Regions from separate parts of the Homo sapiens genome. Here regions 1, 2, 3 and 5 are each linked to region 4. The links are chromatin contacts, found by Hi-C or POLR2A ChIA-PET in ENCODE. All regions are on one chromosome and are shown on one strand. Each heading gives the region's core, a stretch centred on a gene start or an enhancer-like site at or near the end of the contact. The rest is flanking DNA. Distances are from core to core; before and after follow the strand shown. Region 1 holds the start of SRSF5 (serine and arginine rich splicing factor 5). Region 2 overlaps RGS6 (regulator of G protein signaling 6). Region 3 holds the start of DPF3 (double PHD fingers 3). Region 4 holds the start of SIPA1L1 (signal induced proliferation associated 1 like 1). Region 5 holds the start of RBM25 (RNA binding motif protein 25).

The links. Hi-C counts contacts between places; a loop is a spot of excess contacts on that map. ChIA-PET counts read pairs that join two places held with the same protein, here RNA polymerase II (POLR2A). Pooled maps may share reads with other maps.
Region 1: a map of CD8-positive, alpha-beta T cell shows a loop between it and region 4 (8-fold over the local background). The contact joins the promoter of SRSF5 here to the promoter of SIPA1L1 in region 4. A Hi-C loop is called at or near these places in 2 of 168 maps with a recorded cell type or tissue (CD4-positive, alpha-beta memory T cell and CD8-positive, alpha-beta T cell) and 13 of 50 pooled maps. POLR2A ChIA-PET finds 5 or more read pairs at or near these places in 3 of 52 experiments (AG04450, CD4-positive, alpha-beta T cell and CD4-positive, alpha-beta memory T cell).
Region 2: a map of naive thymus-derived CD4-positive, alpha-beta T cell shows a loop between it and region 4 (5-fold over the local background). The contact joins the enhancer-like site here to the promoter of SIPA1L1 in region 4. A Hi-C loop is called at or near these places in 1 of 168 maps with a recorded cell type or tissue (naive thymus-derived CD4-positive, alpha-beta T cell), 5 of 37 single-sample maps with no recorded cell type and 7 of 50 pooled maps.
Region 3: a map of CD4-positive, alpha-beta memory T cell shows a loop between it and region 4 (10-fold over the local background). The contact joins the promoter of DPF3 here to the promoter of SIPA1L1 in region 4. A Hi-C loop is called at or near these places in 2 of 168 maps with a recorded cell type or tissue (CD4-positive, alpha-beta memory T cell and naive thymus-derived CD4-positive, alpha-beta T cell) and 7 of 50 pooled maps.
Region 5: a loop to region 4 is called in a map of CD8-positive, alpha-beta T cell, with 16 times the contacts of the local background. The contact joins the promoter of RBM25 here to the promoter of SIPA1L1 in region 4. A Hi-C loop is called at or near these places in 3 of 168 maps with a recorded cell type or tissue (CD8-positive, alpha-beta T cell, heart right ventricle and naive thymus-derived CD4-positive, alpha-beta T cell) and 7 of 50 pooled maps. POLR2A ChIA-PET finds 5 or more read pairs at or near these places in 1 of 52 experiments (CD4-positive, alpha-beta T cell).

What each region holds. Positions count from the first base shown.
Region 1 is chr14:69,765,730-69,768,429 of GRCh38, forward strand. SRSF5 (serine and arginine rich splicing factor 5) reads left to right here and starts at 1,413. Exons shown (of 8, transcript NM_001320214.2): 1 at 1,413-1,526; 2 at 2,409-2,553. The coding sequence starts at 2,428. It overlaps LOC100289511 (a long non-coding RNA gene), which reads right to left and starts at 1,984. Exons shown (of 1, transcript NR_029378.1): 1 at 554-1,984. RefSeq lists enhancers at 1,280-1,329, 1,370-1,419, 1,529-2,293, 2,290-2,339.
Region 2 is chr14:72,476,306-72,479,005 of GRCh38, forward strand. It overlaps RGS6 (regulator of G protein signaling 6), which reads left to right. Exons shown (of 18, transcript NM_001204424.2): 11 at 437-535; 12 at 1,963-2,024. Among named protein-coding and RNA genes, the nearest start is that of MIR7843, 39 kb to the right of the region's middle. RefSeq lists an enhancer at 493-702. Within about 2 kb of position 1,431, at least 2 of the 41 ENCODE cell types and tissues checked have a DNase peak (open chromatin) inside an H3K27ac peak, as active enhancers do.
Region 3 is chr14:72,892,786-72,895,485 of GRCh38, forward strand. DPF3 (double PHD fingers 3) reads right to left here and starts at 1,316. Exons shown (of 11, transcript NM_001280542.3): 1 at 1,272-1,316. The coding sequence starts at 1,303. RefSeq lists an enhancer at 1,276-1,570.
Region 4 is chr14:71,319,051-71,321,750 of GRCh38, forward strand. SIPA1L1 (signal induced proliferation associated 1 like 1) reads left to right here and starts at 1,426. Exons shown (of 24, transcript NM_001386936.1): 1 at 1,426-1,453; 2 at 2,072-2,131. It overlaps SIPA1L1-AS1 (SIPA1L1 antisense RNA 1), which reads right to left. Exons shown (of 4, transcript NR_184180.1): 1 at 2,624-2,700. RefSeq lists an enhancer at 905-1,064 and a silencer at 1,325-2,344.
Region 5 is chr14:73,057,226-73,059,925 of GRCh38, forward strand. RBM25 (RNA binding motif protein 25) reads left to right here and starts at 1,309. Exons shown (of 19, transcript NM_021239.3): 1 at 1,309-1,480. RBM25-AS1 (RBM25 antisense RNA 1) reads right to left here and starts at 2,228. Exons shown (of 2, transcript NR_184256.1): 1 at 2,051-2,228; 2 at 1-1,532. RefSeq lists enhancers at 586-1,550, 622-1,821, 874-1,413.

The DNA of each region.
Region 1 (2,700 bases), core at 163-2,662, 1.6 Mb before region 4:
TCTTTTTATTTGTACATATAACTATGAATGGACAAGCTTATCCCTTACAAACTATCCAAGTTTCAGTTCTGAGTGCCTAAAGGCCCCTGAGGTCGAGTTAAGGGTCAGTTGCTCTCCTTCCGGAACTACTTTTTCTCTGTTTAACTCTAGTTGCAAGCATGCAACTCCACATTCCAGGCACTTCTCAAAAATGGGGTGCACTGGGTTCTACATAAAAGCATTAAAGCGAAGTTAAGCAATCTCTTTATGCCTAAGTTTCTAGGTCTACCAACCTTATCGGGACAACGCGGGAGTTAATATGGAGGGCTGTGTTTTACACCCACTTTGAAAGCACGGCATTGTCTGTTTCTAAAGAATTGTAAACTTTCATGTGTTACATTACAGAAATCTGAACGGAGAGGATTAACCAAATACCATTTGGACTTAAAAGCAGCTTGAGGCCGGGCGCGGTGGCTCATGCCTGTAATCCCAGCACTTTGGGAGGCCGAGACGGGCCGATCACGAGGTCAGGAGATCGAGACCATCCCGGCTAACACGGTGAAACCCCGTCTCTACTAAAAATACAAAAAAATTAGCCGGTGTGGTGGCGGGCGCCTGTAGTCGCAGCTACTCGGGAGGCTGAGGCAGAAGAATGGCGTGAACCCGGGAGGCGGAGCCCAGATCGCGCCACTGCACTCCAGCCTGGGCGACAGAGCAAGACTGTCTCAAAAAAAACAACAAAAAACAGCTTGAAACCTCTTCCAGCCACTCTCCCAGAGTGACGGACATGCAGAAATCTGTATTCCAGCCTCAATTCAAGACAGCCTTCTAGCTGCAGTCCCATTTTCAACATTTCATCAGTGAAAATCCTTTCATTTAAAAAATACTTCAGTGCCTTAGTCTTCTCACCACAACAAAACCACACAGCTGTGGCATGGTTGAAAAAAGAACTCGAACATCTAGGAGCTCCCTGCTTTGAGGGCAAATTTAAATTGCAAGCAGCAAGAGCTAAGGAAAGGCCAGGTATTTCTGCAAAGCTAAGTTTCTCCTAATTAGTAATCTTCTGGGTGTCTAAGAAAAACTTTAGATACAAGAAGGGTTGCCACTTTTCTCAGGAGACTCTTCTGGGAGAGATGATGATGAACCGAACGCCAAGGACTTAGCAGGGGCGAACGACGTCAACAGATGTCCCTCCAGACTCCGGCACCAGCCGGCCGAGCCCAAACGAGTTCTCGCCCCCGACCCCACCCACCGCGGGAGCAGGGTTCGGTCACTCGCAGTGTCAGAGAGGCCCACATCCTCCTAAATTTCCGGCCCTCCCAAAACTTCCGTCTTCCCTAGGTCCAACGGGGTGGACCCAAGGCCCAGGGGCGTCCCCGGAAGTGACGTAGGACGCGCCCTCCATTTTGTGGAGCGCCAGAGCTGCTAAGTGCGTCAGTTGTGGAGTGGCGTAGACGAGTTAAGTCCTGGTCTGCGTGGAGGTCGACGACTCCGTCGCAGACTACGGACCTGTCTGGGTCTCAGCCGCCAAAGACCCCGTCCGGTAGGTGAGTGGCTCACTTTGAGGGCAAGCCTTCTCGGATCGAGGCTTCTTCATGGCCGCTCAGATCGTGAGCGGCCGGGGCTGCTCTCTTTGCGGAGGATGGCGTCTAATGAGCGCAGTTGATTCGAGGTGGGCGCTGGGGCACGTCTCCCTTTTGGCATACTGTTTGAGGGGTACTGAGGTGAAAGGGCGGTCACTGTTCGGGTCGTTTTTACACAGCGGTTGTGCGCCCGTCCCTGCCAGTCTTAATGTCTTCATCTCCTGGACACGTAGAATAGTGGGCCGGGATCTCCCTGACTTTGCTGGCGATGCGGCTGGGCCTTTTGTAGGGCGGCCGCAGTGACCCCCGAGAAGGGGGTTGCTGGGAGGAGAAGGGAAGAGGGAATTTGGCACGCGCAGCTCTGCTGCCTTTGATTCCACCGCCGCCATTTTGTGGCCGCAGAGCGCCCGCCCGCTGCTGTTGGCGCAGGCGCGGTCGAGGCGTCGCGAGATTCTGGCTTCCACCCGCTGTGACGCGCCCGCGAGGCCGCCATTGGGCTGGCTTTGCGGAGGGCGCGGGCGGCTCCGCCCGCACTTCTCGGCCTTTCCTAACTGCGGCAGATGGGAGGGGGCCGGAGAGCCCGGAGAGTGTGCGGCTGCGCAGTTGGAAAGGTGGCAGTGGGCGTTGCGGTTGCTGCGGTCTGGGCCCAGTAGCGGACCGTGTTGGGAGGGAGCTGGGTTTTCATTTTGTCTGCAGGTAACCTGGCCTCATTAGAGGCTCTGTTGGCAATCTCGTTCATAACATCACTGTGTAAACATTTTATGCCGTTGATGTTTTTGATTGTTTAATCAGGCGTTTCTCTGTGACAGTCATTGCTATTATCTCGATTGAATTACTTTCTAATAGGAAGTACTAGCCGGACATCATGAGTGGCTGTCGGGTATTCATCGGGAGACTAAATCCAGCGGCCAGGGAGAAGGACGTGGAAAGATTCTTCAAGGGATATGGACGGATAAGAGATATTGATCTGAAAAGAGGCTTTGGTTTTGTGGTAAGTATTTAGAACTGGGTGAATTATCTGCTAAGTAGGTAGAGTTTTGATAAGCAGTTGTTTTCGATCTTGAGTCCGGGTGGAATATTTGCCTTCAGAAAATGTTACCCAGCCTTATGTCTGAATTTTATTGAGGCTGAAAACAAC
Region 2 (2,700 bases), core at 181-2,680, 1.2 Mb after region 4:
CAGTGGCTCTTGAACTTTCTTTATTCAGAATCATTTGGGGCATTTGATAAAAGTGCAGATTTCCAAACCCACCCACAAAGATTCTGATGCAGTAAGTCCAGGGGGCGAGGGGATACTCAGCAACGTGTCTTTTCCAAGCACACCCAGGTGATTCTTTGCAGGTGGTCTATGGACCATATTTGGAGAAACACTGAGATACAAGGAGGCTATTTTCAGCCCAATAAAAGATAGGATTTGGGTTATAGTGGTACCCCAAAGATGAGATGACATGCCTTAAGAGGCAGCATTCTCATCATTGAAGAAATAAAAGCAGAGACCAATCTCTTATTGTCATGAGGGGATTCACGAAATTGGATGAGTCATTGGACTAGCTGACCCCTAAGCCACCCTCCAATTCTGTGGGTGGATGATCCTCTGTGCTTGCTTCTTCTCCTAGTCCGTGTATGGCGTGACTGAAGAGTCCCAGGCACAGAGCCCGGTGCATGTACTCAGCCAACCAATCAGGAAAACAACAAAAGAGGACATCCGGAAACAGGTGAATGAATTGACAGCTTGCACTCTCAGGAGGAGACGTGGCCAGTTTAAAAACCCTTTCAAATGTTCAACTCTGAAGATTGAGCAAGCTTTGAGTTCCTGGAAACCACAGTGGAACCCAGCTGTGGGTGATTGAACCTTTTAAGTGCTGTGTGTGAACAAGCCACGGAAGCTTGAGAGAAAGAATTCTCTACCCAGTTCCTCCAGCAGTTACTAGAAAAGGGCGTAAATGAGTCATCCCATGCCTTGGGGTAACTGCTGTAATGGGGTTTCCCACAGTCCGCTGTGGGAGCTGGAGGAAGGAGGGGGCTCATGTCACACAGTCCTTATAATTGGAATGCACCAGCTCAGGATGGTCTACTTTATTGCTGTGATTTGAAAGGAAAGTTTAAGAATAAATAAAGCTCTACTCCCAATGCCATTTCAGCATTACTTGGTTGAATGTTATTTTCTTTCATGATGAGCAGCCCAGGTCAACAGACAATGGCTAATTATATTACTTCCTTCTGATATTTACTGGTAACAAAGCAACCTACTGTTTATATTATGCCTTGCTGGTTCCTAGAGGGCAAAACCCAAAGGAGTAAACTTTGAGGTGCTTGCCCTTGACAAGTTTATTATCTGATGGGTAAGAGGTAATGGATATATGAAAAAAAAAAGCTATTTGGCGGGGCTCGGGGCTCGGTGGCCCACACCTGTAATCCCAGCACTTTGTGAGGCTGAGGCAGGTGGATCATCTGAGGTAAGGAGTTTGAGACCAGGCTGACCAATATGATGAAACCCCATCTCTACTAAAAATAGAAAAAAGTTAGCCGGGCTTGGTGGCGTGTGACTATAATCCCAGCTACTCGGGAGGCTGAGACAGCAGAATCACTTGAATCTGAGAGGTGGAGGTTGCAGTGAGCTGAGATCATGCCGCTGCACTCCAGCCTAGGCAACAGAATGAGACTCTGTCTCAAAAAAAAAAAAGAAAAAAAGAAAAAAAAACCACACAGAAAAAAAGCTATTTGATGATTCCAGTCAAGCATGCCAAGGACATGGGTGTGACGTGCCTGTGAAAGGTGGGCAGAGGAGGGGTCACTGGGGATTGTTCAAAACAGGTATTTATGGGGCACATTTCACCTGTCCATGCTGTTGCTAAGCTACGTAGAAAATACATTGCCTTTAAATTTTGGAAAGCAAGACTTAAATCACACCACAGTATAGGAGGAGATGAGACAAAGGCTAAATTGCAGAATATGAATCTTGTATGATAGGGATGTCCAGAGGCACAAGTAATTTGCTGGAGGGCAGAGCTGAGGGAGTTGGAGATGTCTGGCCAGAGGAGGTATTTGGATCTTGGTGGAAATGCAGGATTTGGGTTTGTGGAGCGAGGGGAAAAAAATAATTTTAGTTTGGTCTTAACATCTGTGTTCTCTATTTTCCCAGATAACATTTTTGAACGCACAGATCGACAGACATTGTTTGAAAATGTCCAAAGTGGCTGAAAGGTATGTTTTCCTTTAATAATATTACTACTTTCTTCTAATTTAACAGGGAAGAAATGTTACAGGGTTATGGTTAACGAATGTGTTCAATGCCAAGAGTTAGACTGTAGTTATTCCTTAGACTGGGGTGCAGAAAAACCCACAGGCTCCATGTGAGTATAACTAAGATAACAGACCTCCCTTGAGTGATGTCAAGAAATGTTCCGTTGCTAAGGCTTTACAGGGGGTGGCCACGGGACCTTGTCAATCAAGGAAGAATGTCCTTTAAAGCTACATAATGCACCTTTGCCTTCAGCCTCTGGATTAATTCAAATGGAAATTGCTCCCCTTTCAGCTATAAAATGCCCAGATTCACTTTATAGGGGAAAAGAAATTATGTGTGTCCTTTGAGGTGCTGGCTGCATAGACAGGAGGGGACTGGATCATCGGGAAGTGTTCCGCCTCCACACGCCATCAACCACTGAACTGCATCGAATCAGCTGTAAAGAAAATATTTGGCCCCTCCAGCCTGGCTTCCACAGCGGTGTGTGTGCTTCATTCTGCACCAGTAGCTAGTTCCACTCCGTTAACTCATGGGAGACTCAATTTTATCAACTAAATGGTCTGTTTTTTTAACTCTTCCGTGAAGATGGGAGACCACATGGGGAATCTATATGGAATAAATCTAACCAGGCAGCTC
Region 3 (2,700 bases), core at 66-2,565, 1.6 Mb after region 4:
AGGGGTGAGGACCCCCCAGCCCACCTCGGATACGGAGGGAGCCACCCTCTGCCGACATCACCCAATAGCACCCCTTTCAGAGCGACACTAGTTTTCCGAGGCCACCCCTGGCTCCGCGATCGCGAGCGGACTTGGCGGCTTAACAGTTCCACTGACTGGAAGGAAGGAAGGAAGGAAGGAAGGAAGGAAGGAAGGAAGGAAGGAAGGAAGGAAGGAAGGAAGGAAGGAAGGAAGGAAGGATGAAAAGGAGGAGGAAGGCAGGCAGGCAGAAATTGGCTGTTGGACCCGGGGCTGGCCCCCGCGAGTCCTCGCCCGGCCCGCCCCACTCTGTCCAGGATCTGGGCAAGCGCTCAAAGTCTCCCCGAGGCGGCCAGAGGCACCTGCCCCTCGCCCGGCCGGGAGCAGACGCTGCCCCCTCGGGCCAGGAGCCCCAAAACCGCCTCTCCGCCTGCCTCAGCGCCTCACCCAGAGGTGGCGAGAACACCATTCATAAGACCTGCGGCTTCCCTGCCTCCAAATCCACCCCAAGTTAACCCGAGTCGTTAATCCACTAAAGCCAGCTCGCTCGCAAATACACGAGCAGACACACGCTCGATCGCCCGGAGCGCCTCCGAGATCCGGGGGCTGCCGGGGAAAGCCCGGGGCGACCACCTGGGCCCCAGCACGCCCGGGACCCGCTGCTTCCCCCGCGGTGCTCCAACTCCGGAAGGTTTGCACAAACTCCCCGCGAGCGATCGGAAGGCGAAGAGCGCCCTGCAAACTCCGGAGCCTCCGCGGTCCGTCCGCTGGACCCAGCGGACCCAGCGGCGGGGCGGGGGCCGCGGGCTCGGGGGCGCGGGGCTCGGCCAAGTACACCGAGGCGGCCACTGCCCGACGCTCGCCCCCCGCCCAGCAGCCCCCGAAGCCGCGCTCCCTGCCCGCGAGGCGGGGGACTCCGGGGACCGCGCCGTCCCCGAGCTCCCGCGACCCTCCTGCTGTAGAGCGCTCGAGCGCCGGGCTTCTCCGCCTGCAACCCCTATATCTGGCTCTCTCTGCAATTTAGCAGAACACAAATGTAACAATTTTCTTCTTGTTAATTGCATCTCCTGACATTTCTGCGCGTTGGGGGAAAAAAAGAAGATGAAGAAGTAAGAGCTGAAAGAAGAGAGAAGCCCCGCCGCGGCTGGAGGCGCCTGCAAGCGCAATGCTCTGGCAGCGCTCGCCACGCAGAAGGCGCCTTTTTTTTCATATTGAAACCACGCGGAATATGTACATTTTTTAGTCTTACTTACGCTTTCAGGGGGTTGTGAATGACAGTCGCCATTTTGCTACAATGTAACAGAATATTGTCTCAGAGTTCTAAAGGTTCGCTCAGGGGAAGCGACGGGCCAATCACAGCGCGGGATACCGGCCCGCCGGCCAATCGGCGCTGCTGGTAGCTAGGTGGGCGGGGCCTGCGCCGTGGTAGTTATTAGGAGAGCTGTCAAAGCCCAGAGGTCACTCCCTTTTGTAGAGCCCGAGAGCCAGCAGGTCTTAAAGGGGCAGTACAGCGCTGGTAGCTCCTTTTCGGGCTGGGGAAAGTGGAGACGCACGGGAGAGTATTATAGTTTGGTTTAACTCCCTACTTTTCTAAATAACTGCAGAAGAGTTTGCGCTCCCGGACAGAAATATTTAAATATTGCCAGCAAGCCACTGAATCCTATTCATTAGCCTTTGGCTTTGCGTATCAACATTTTTAATCCCCCAAAGGGTAAATCCCCGTGTTTCAGTGCAAAAGTTGGAAGGCTGCCGTTTCGTGTTAACAAATTACTACATGTGCTCTGCCGTTTGCTAATGCTCTGGGTCCTGCCGCTTTTTAATATTCTTATTCCCGAAGTGTTCTCTTTATCTCGGCCACCTTCCTCTCTCGCTTCTTGGAACTGTCGCTGCTGTTCCTGGCGACTCCAGGACAGCAACTCACCCTCCCCCTGGAACGTCTCAATGTCAGGCTCGCTCCCTCCTGCAGCCAGGGCTTTCCTTACGTAGTGCAGGGGGGTTACTCTGCGCGGTTCCCCGCTACCACCCCTTCGGTTCTTCCCTCTACACCAGAAACTTCCAAAATGCTCAGATTCCTGCTAGGTGGTGGGACCTGGAGCTCTGATCTTTAGGCTTAGGGGTAGGGAGGACTTAAGGCAACCTTTGGAAACTTTCTACTGCTAGGAAGCAAGTGACTAGGCAGAAGTTGTAGAGCCTGGACTGGGTGTTATCAGGGTCCCTTTAGAGGAGTGGCACACGCGATTCTGGCGTCACCTTTCACTACTTAGATAGAAGGTGGAAAGAATTTGCTAATGAATAATCCGATGTGACCCGAGGCGTCCAATGAGTCTGTGTCTGCTTCAAGTCAGTGTGAACTCTTCACTGGCGAGCCCCTGACAAAATTGGGAGACTTCTGCGAAGTCAGGCTTCCACTGGGCACCGGGAAGCTCTGGGGGGATGAAATCGCATTAAATCGCGAATAGGGTAGGGGCCTCGTTAGCATACAGAAGTCTGGCTACCATTCCAAAGCTGTTTAATCAGATCAAATAGCTAAGATAGTGGGGGAGGGGTGGCAAGGGGAGAGAAGTTGCCAAATTGCCAGTTCTTCAAAGCTATGCCCTCTCGCTTCCTTTTGCTCCTCTCAAGACAATGAATAAAATAAAATAAACATTCCAGAATTTTAAGAGTTCAACTACATACACTATT
Region 4 (2,700 bases), core at 176-2,675:
ATGTGGGGTACCCCCCACAGATGAAGAATCAGAGAGATTAAATAACTTCTCAAGGAGACTCAATTATTAGTGGCACAGAAAAACGTAAACCCTAGTTTGCTGACTTTGTCTAGTATCACTTAGGTTTCTAATACACAAACTTTCATTGACAGGATTTAAACTTGCAAGTGACTTACAAGTTTTGACTGCCTAGTCCTCATATGCTTAGGTTATGCTTTAGGTTTCTAGTTCTGTGGGACTGAGTTAAATAATGGTTTCCCCATGTTCATGGATAGGAATTTTAAAAATTGAGATATAATCCACATACAATGGTATCTATTTTTACTCATTCATTTTGAAATCTAAAGTTTAACTTCTATTCATAATATCCATTTTACTTAGGCAGTGAGTATATAATAACCCTCACCTCAGAAAAGTTTCTACAGTTAAAAGACACGGGCTGAGGAGAGTTCATCTTCATCCTTACTAGCATTTTGGAGTACGTATAAAGGCGTCTGCGGATGCCTAATGATTAAAAAAAAAGTTCCCCTCACCATGGTGAATAGGGTTTTTACGAGAAAAATATGGAGAAAGCAGAGATTATTACCATTGAAAAAGACAAGGTGTTAACAGAAATGGGAGGGTAGCTTGATAGAGTCCAAACTTGACTGAACTCTCTAGGTTAGGGCCAAAGGCAAGTACTGAGGACAGGCATGGACTGTTGCGTTCAACTTGTCAAAAAAGTGGCCAATATGTAGTATGGACCAAGCCTATAGAGGCGCTGAGAATACAGAGATGAATGAGCCAGTTCCTGAAGGAGCCCAGTCTGCGTGTGTTTGCGAGTTGAGAAGAGGAGGAGGGAGGCAGCATGGGGAGTGTGGGGATGGAGGAATTAGATTGAAAGAGAAGGCCGAAAAACTGAATATATAGTAGAAATTTGGGGTGCAGATATGTGCTGCCTAGAAAGGCAGAAACCTGTCCCAGAACCTCTTAATACATTAGTCTCATTTGCCAAATTTGGCCAGATATCATGACTGTGGTCCTCTCGAGATGCCCTCTTGAATCGGCTTAAAAATTATCCTTCCGCAACCACCCCTAGCTTTCCCCACCGCCAGTGCGCCGGGCAGGTTGAAAACTGCACCCACGTTTGCAGCCTCTGCTCTCCGCAGGAGACAGGAATCCAGGGCTTTGCCGTCGTCATAGCAACCAGAAGTTCCGCGGTCCCCTACCCTCCCGCGACTTTTTCCACTTCCTCCGCCTGCAGGGCCCAGCCGCCGCTTCTCTCGCGAGACTTGTGCGCCGCGCTAAGCCGCTCCGTGGTGATCTCACCCGAGACTTGGGGGAGAGGGAGGAGTGAAGGAGGGGAAGGAATGGGGCGGGAGGCGGGGCGGGGAGGGGAAGGGCGAGTGAGGCGCCGCCACTGCCGGCAACTTTGTGAGCGAGTTCAGTGCGTGCGTGAGCGAGTGAGCGAAAAGTCAGTGCAGCGCCGAGTCCCCGGCTGGAGGGTCCCCGGGGAGGGCCAGGTCTGGGCCCCAGAGGCCGCCCCCGCAGCCACTCCATTCCCTCCCGCCTCTGTGGCTCCCTCCCCATTTCCTCCCCCACCGGTCGTTGGGGCCTTCCCGCCCCCGTCCGCACTTACCTGTCCCCTCCCCCATGCGGTACGCACCTCCTCATCCCCCCCCCGGCAACCTCGCGCCCACCTTGGACCTTCGGAGCCCGGACCCCCGCACTTGCTTCCCGTACTGGCCGCCCCCTCAGTTCTTTCTGCTGGCGGGCGGGATGGGGGCGCTGAGCCTCGGGGACGGCGCGAGCGGGGGCCCGGGCGCCTAGACAATAGTTGATGCCCAAGGACGGGGCCACCTCCGCCTTCCCCTCCTCCGGGAGCTCGGCCCCCGCCGGCCCCCCGCCAGCCTGTATTCCGGGTCCCCCTCGGAGCCAGCCTCGGGAATTGGGCTGATTCCACCCCCGCCTCCCTCGGGCCCCCCTCCGCTCCGCGCTCGGCGCCCGCCTCGGGCCGGCCTCGCCGCTCTCCGCAGAGGAGGCGGCGAGTGAGCGCGCGCCGGCCGTCTACACGGTTTCTCTTTCTCCCCAGGGAGAGCGCGCGGCGGACGCGCCCGGGACGCGCGGCGGCACCGGGAGGCCGGGCCGAGCGGTAAGTGGTCCCCGCGCCCGGGTCCTGGGGGGAGCGGGGGTGCAGGACGGCTGACAGCCCCCTGCCCTGTTTCTGGCCGGGGTTGGGGTCCAGGGCCCGGAGCAGGACCCCAGGAGGCCGGTTAAAGTTTGATTTTCGATTTGGTGGCTTGCTGGTAGCTTAGCCCGGCGGGGGCGAGTCCGGCTTCACCGCGCCCGGCGCGCGCGCACGCACCCCAGAACCCGAATCTGCACAACTACTGGGCAGGCGTCTCTGCGGGAGGCCAGGAGACCCGCGTCCCGGTCCGGGCGGTTGCGTCCACCCCGCTGAGCTGGTCGCCACCTGGCGACCCTTCCCCTCCAGTCACCTGGGTGAGCGCTTTGCAGCCTGAGCTGGAGTAGGCAGGCCGAGTTGGTTGAGTTGTGGGAAATGGAGACGAACAGCTCGGTGCCCGAGGGTGGTTAATTTCCCCTTTGGGGGTCTTGGGGACATGAAATTTTGGGATGCTCTAACCTGCTTTCCGGGGAGCGAGTAAACCGCGAAAGGGCTGGGAAGGCGTGAGGGTGCCGCAAAAAGAACTTTTCCTCCTT
Region 5 (2,700 bases), core at 59-2,558, 1.7 Mb after region 4:
TCGGCTCACTGCAACCTCCGCCTCCAGGGTTCAAGCGATTCTCCTGCCTCAGCCTCCCGAGTAGCTGGGATTACAGGCGCCTGCCACCACGCCTAGTTTATTTTTGTATTTTCAGTAGAGACGGGGTTTTGCCATGTTGGCCAGGGTGGCCTCGAACTCCTAACCTCAGGTGATCCACCCGCCTCGGCCTCCCAAAGTGCTGGGGTTACAGGCGTGAGCCACCGCGCCCGGCCGGTAATCATTTCTGTCACTCAACAAATATTTATTGAGCGCTTGCTATGTACCAGGACCTGTTCTTGCACAAAACAGGCAATCCATGCATTGCTTACATTCACATTCTAGTGGGGGTAGTGACGGACCATAAAATCAGCAAGAAAAATGTATGTTATGATAGATGGTTATGAGTGCTTTAGAGTAAAATTAAGTAGGGGAGGCAGGCAGGAAGTGTGTAGTATGTTTCAATTTTATATTAGGCTGGTCATGGTTTGTCATCTATTTCACCTGGCTCACAGTTCTTGCAGGACAGGAACAAATCTCACTTCCATTTGCCTTCATACTTCCAGCACTTAACACAGCACCAGGAACTCAGGGAGGCAATAACTTTATACTGAATCCGTTTTATGCCTTCCTAGAGGCAAGCAGTTGAGAAAGGCGTGTAACTAGATATTGCCTATAAGGTCCACAATTGGAATAACGTAATCATTTATGATTAATTTTATTCATTTCCATTAACTTAAGCTAAGTTCTTTTAGCACGTTTAGATTACAGAACGAAAGCTGTGTTAACTAGTATTACAGGACTTTTCACGTTTTTCCAAACATCTTCTAGCCACCTCTTTGGCCCTACAACTACGCATAAGCTTTTGCTTTTCAAAAAACCTCCACAGCCTTTGCCAATTATTTGTTGATCTCGAGTAGTTGTTATAACAGCACTTGGGGTTTAACACTAAGGTTGCAGATCGCGCCCAGTTATCAGTTCCTCGAACCTCAAGGAATCACAAAGCAAGGTTCCACCCCCCGAAAAACTACGAAAAGTGAGAAAGCCTCTAACACTCCTCGCGCCGTGCCCAGCCGGAACCTTGACCTCAAGATGGCGTCCCGTAGTCGTAAGATTCAGTCGGCTCCAATCAAACATGGTGGGTCATAATTTACAGTTCGGGCCTTTCTAGTAACCGCTAGACGCTGCTTCTCTATGGTTATTCGTCTCGGCTTGGTGAGTCAGAGCCAACAGCGGAGACGATCTATATACGTTCTTCTCTATGGTTCCGCGCTCCCCGCCCCCGGCCGCAGTGCACGCCGGGCAAGAGGAAGACCTCCATCAGCTCGCCGCGCAGCGCGGCTGTATTTGCGGCCTGTGCGAGTAGGCGCTTGGGCACTCAGTCTCCCTGGCGAGCGACGGGCAGAAATCTCGAACCAGTGGAGCGCACTCGTAACCTGGATCCCAGAAGGTCGCGAAGGCAGTACCGTTTCCTCAGCGGCGGGTGAGTTTGTGTCTCTGAACGCGTGTGGAAACCGGGAGACCGGGTGCCTCAGCTGGTGGAGGAGGAAAAGCCGGGGTGGCTGCGAAAGCGCCAGGGTGGGGTAGAGGTAAGGGGGAGCGCGGAGGCGGGGGTGGGGGAGGGGTCGGCACGAGGCTTGGTTTCTTCTCTTCTCTAAGGCCTGGAAAAGCTGTGGGCCCAGCCGTAGCTGGTGGAGGCCAGACCTACGGCTTGAGCTTTCCGTCTTGCATTGTCGCCCACTTTCCCTTTCCCTTCCACGTTCCGCCGCGGAGTGAATCGTCTCTGCCCCCCCTGGGCTCCACGTTAGATACAAAACGATCGATCTGCCCCAGGGGAGCCCTTCCCTGAGCCCCCTTACTTACCGGAGCCCCACAGTAGGTTTTCGGGCCTGGGACACTCTCGCCCCAGCCGTTGCCTTGAAGTTAGCCTCTACCCACCCTTTTTAGCGAGGTGCTGGCCACCAACGGATATCTTTCCCTTCCTCTTTGGCCATCTAGAGCCCGCCACCAAGTGAACTGGGCCCCACCCCCTTGGAATTGAGCTAATACCTACCTTTTTAGCAGTCTCCTGGCTTGCTTAAGATAGTCATGAATTTTGCCATCCTGCCTCTTTTGCGCATTGGAGGGTGCAGTAAACTGTATATCGCCATTCATTCTAGGCGATTACTAAGCTCCACATTAAAATGTTACTTTCTCATTTTTCTTTGGTCGTCAATCCTGCTTTTAAATACGGTTTTCCGGAATAGACGTAGGACTATGAAGATTTTTCGGAGGTTATGTAATATGGATTTGTATTGCCATGGAAATGCCATTTTGATACTGGGCAGAGTGGAGCCAAGAGAAGGGAAGAGATTGGACCTCTGTTGCACCCTACTGCTGTATTAGTGTGAAGTACTCTGTGTATTAGGCCGTGGGCAGTAATGTATAAATAATTTTTGTATAGTCTTTGGAGCTTTTAATTTTTTTAAAGGCTATTTCCAAAAACATTCAGAGGACTTGAAAGGGATTAAGTTGGTCATAAGTTACTCATGATTCAAGTGAATCTTATAGTATTCTAATTCATTTAACTTAAAGCCTTGGTTTTTCTTTTTCTTTTTTCTTTTAAGCTTTGGTTTTTGTTCCTCTGTAAAATGAATTTATAGTAGTATCTATACGTTATTGGGGTTGGGGATTGAGAAAAACGTATGTAAAATCCTTCGTGCA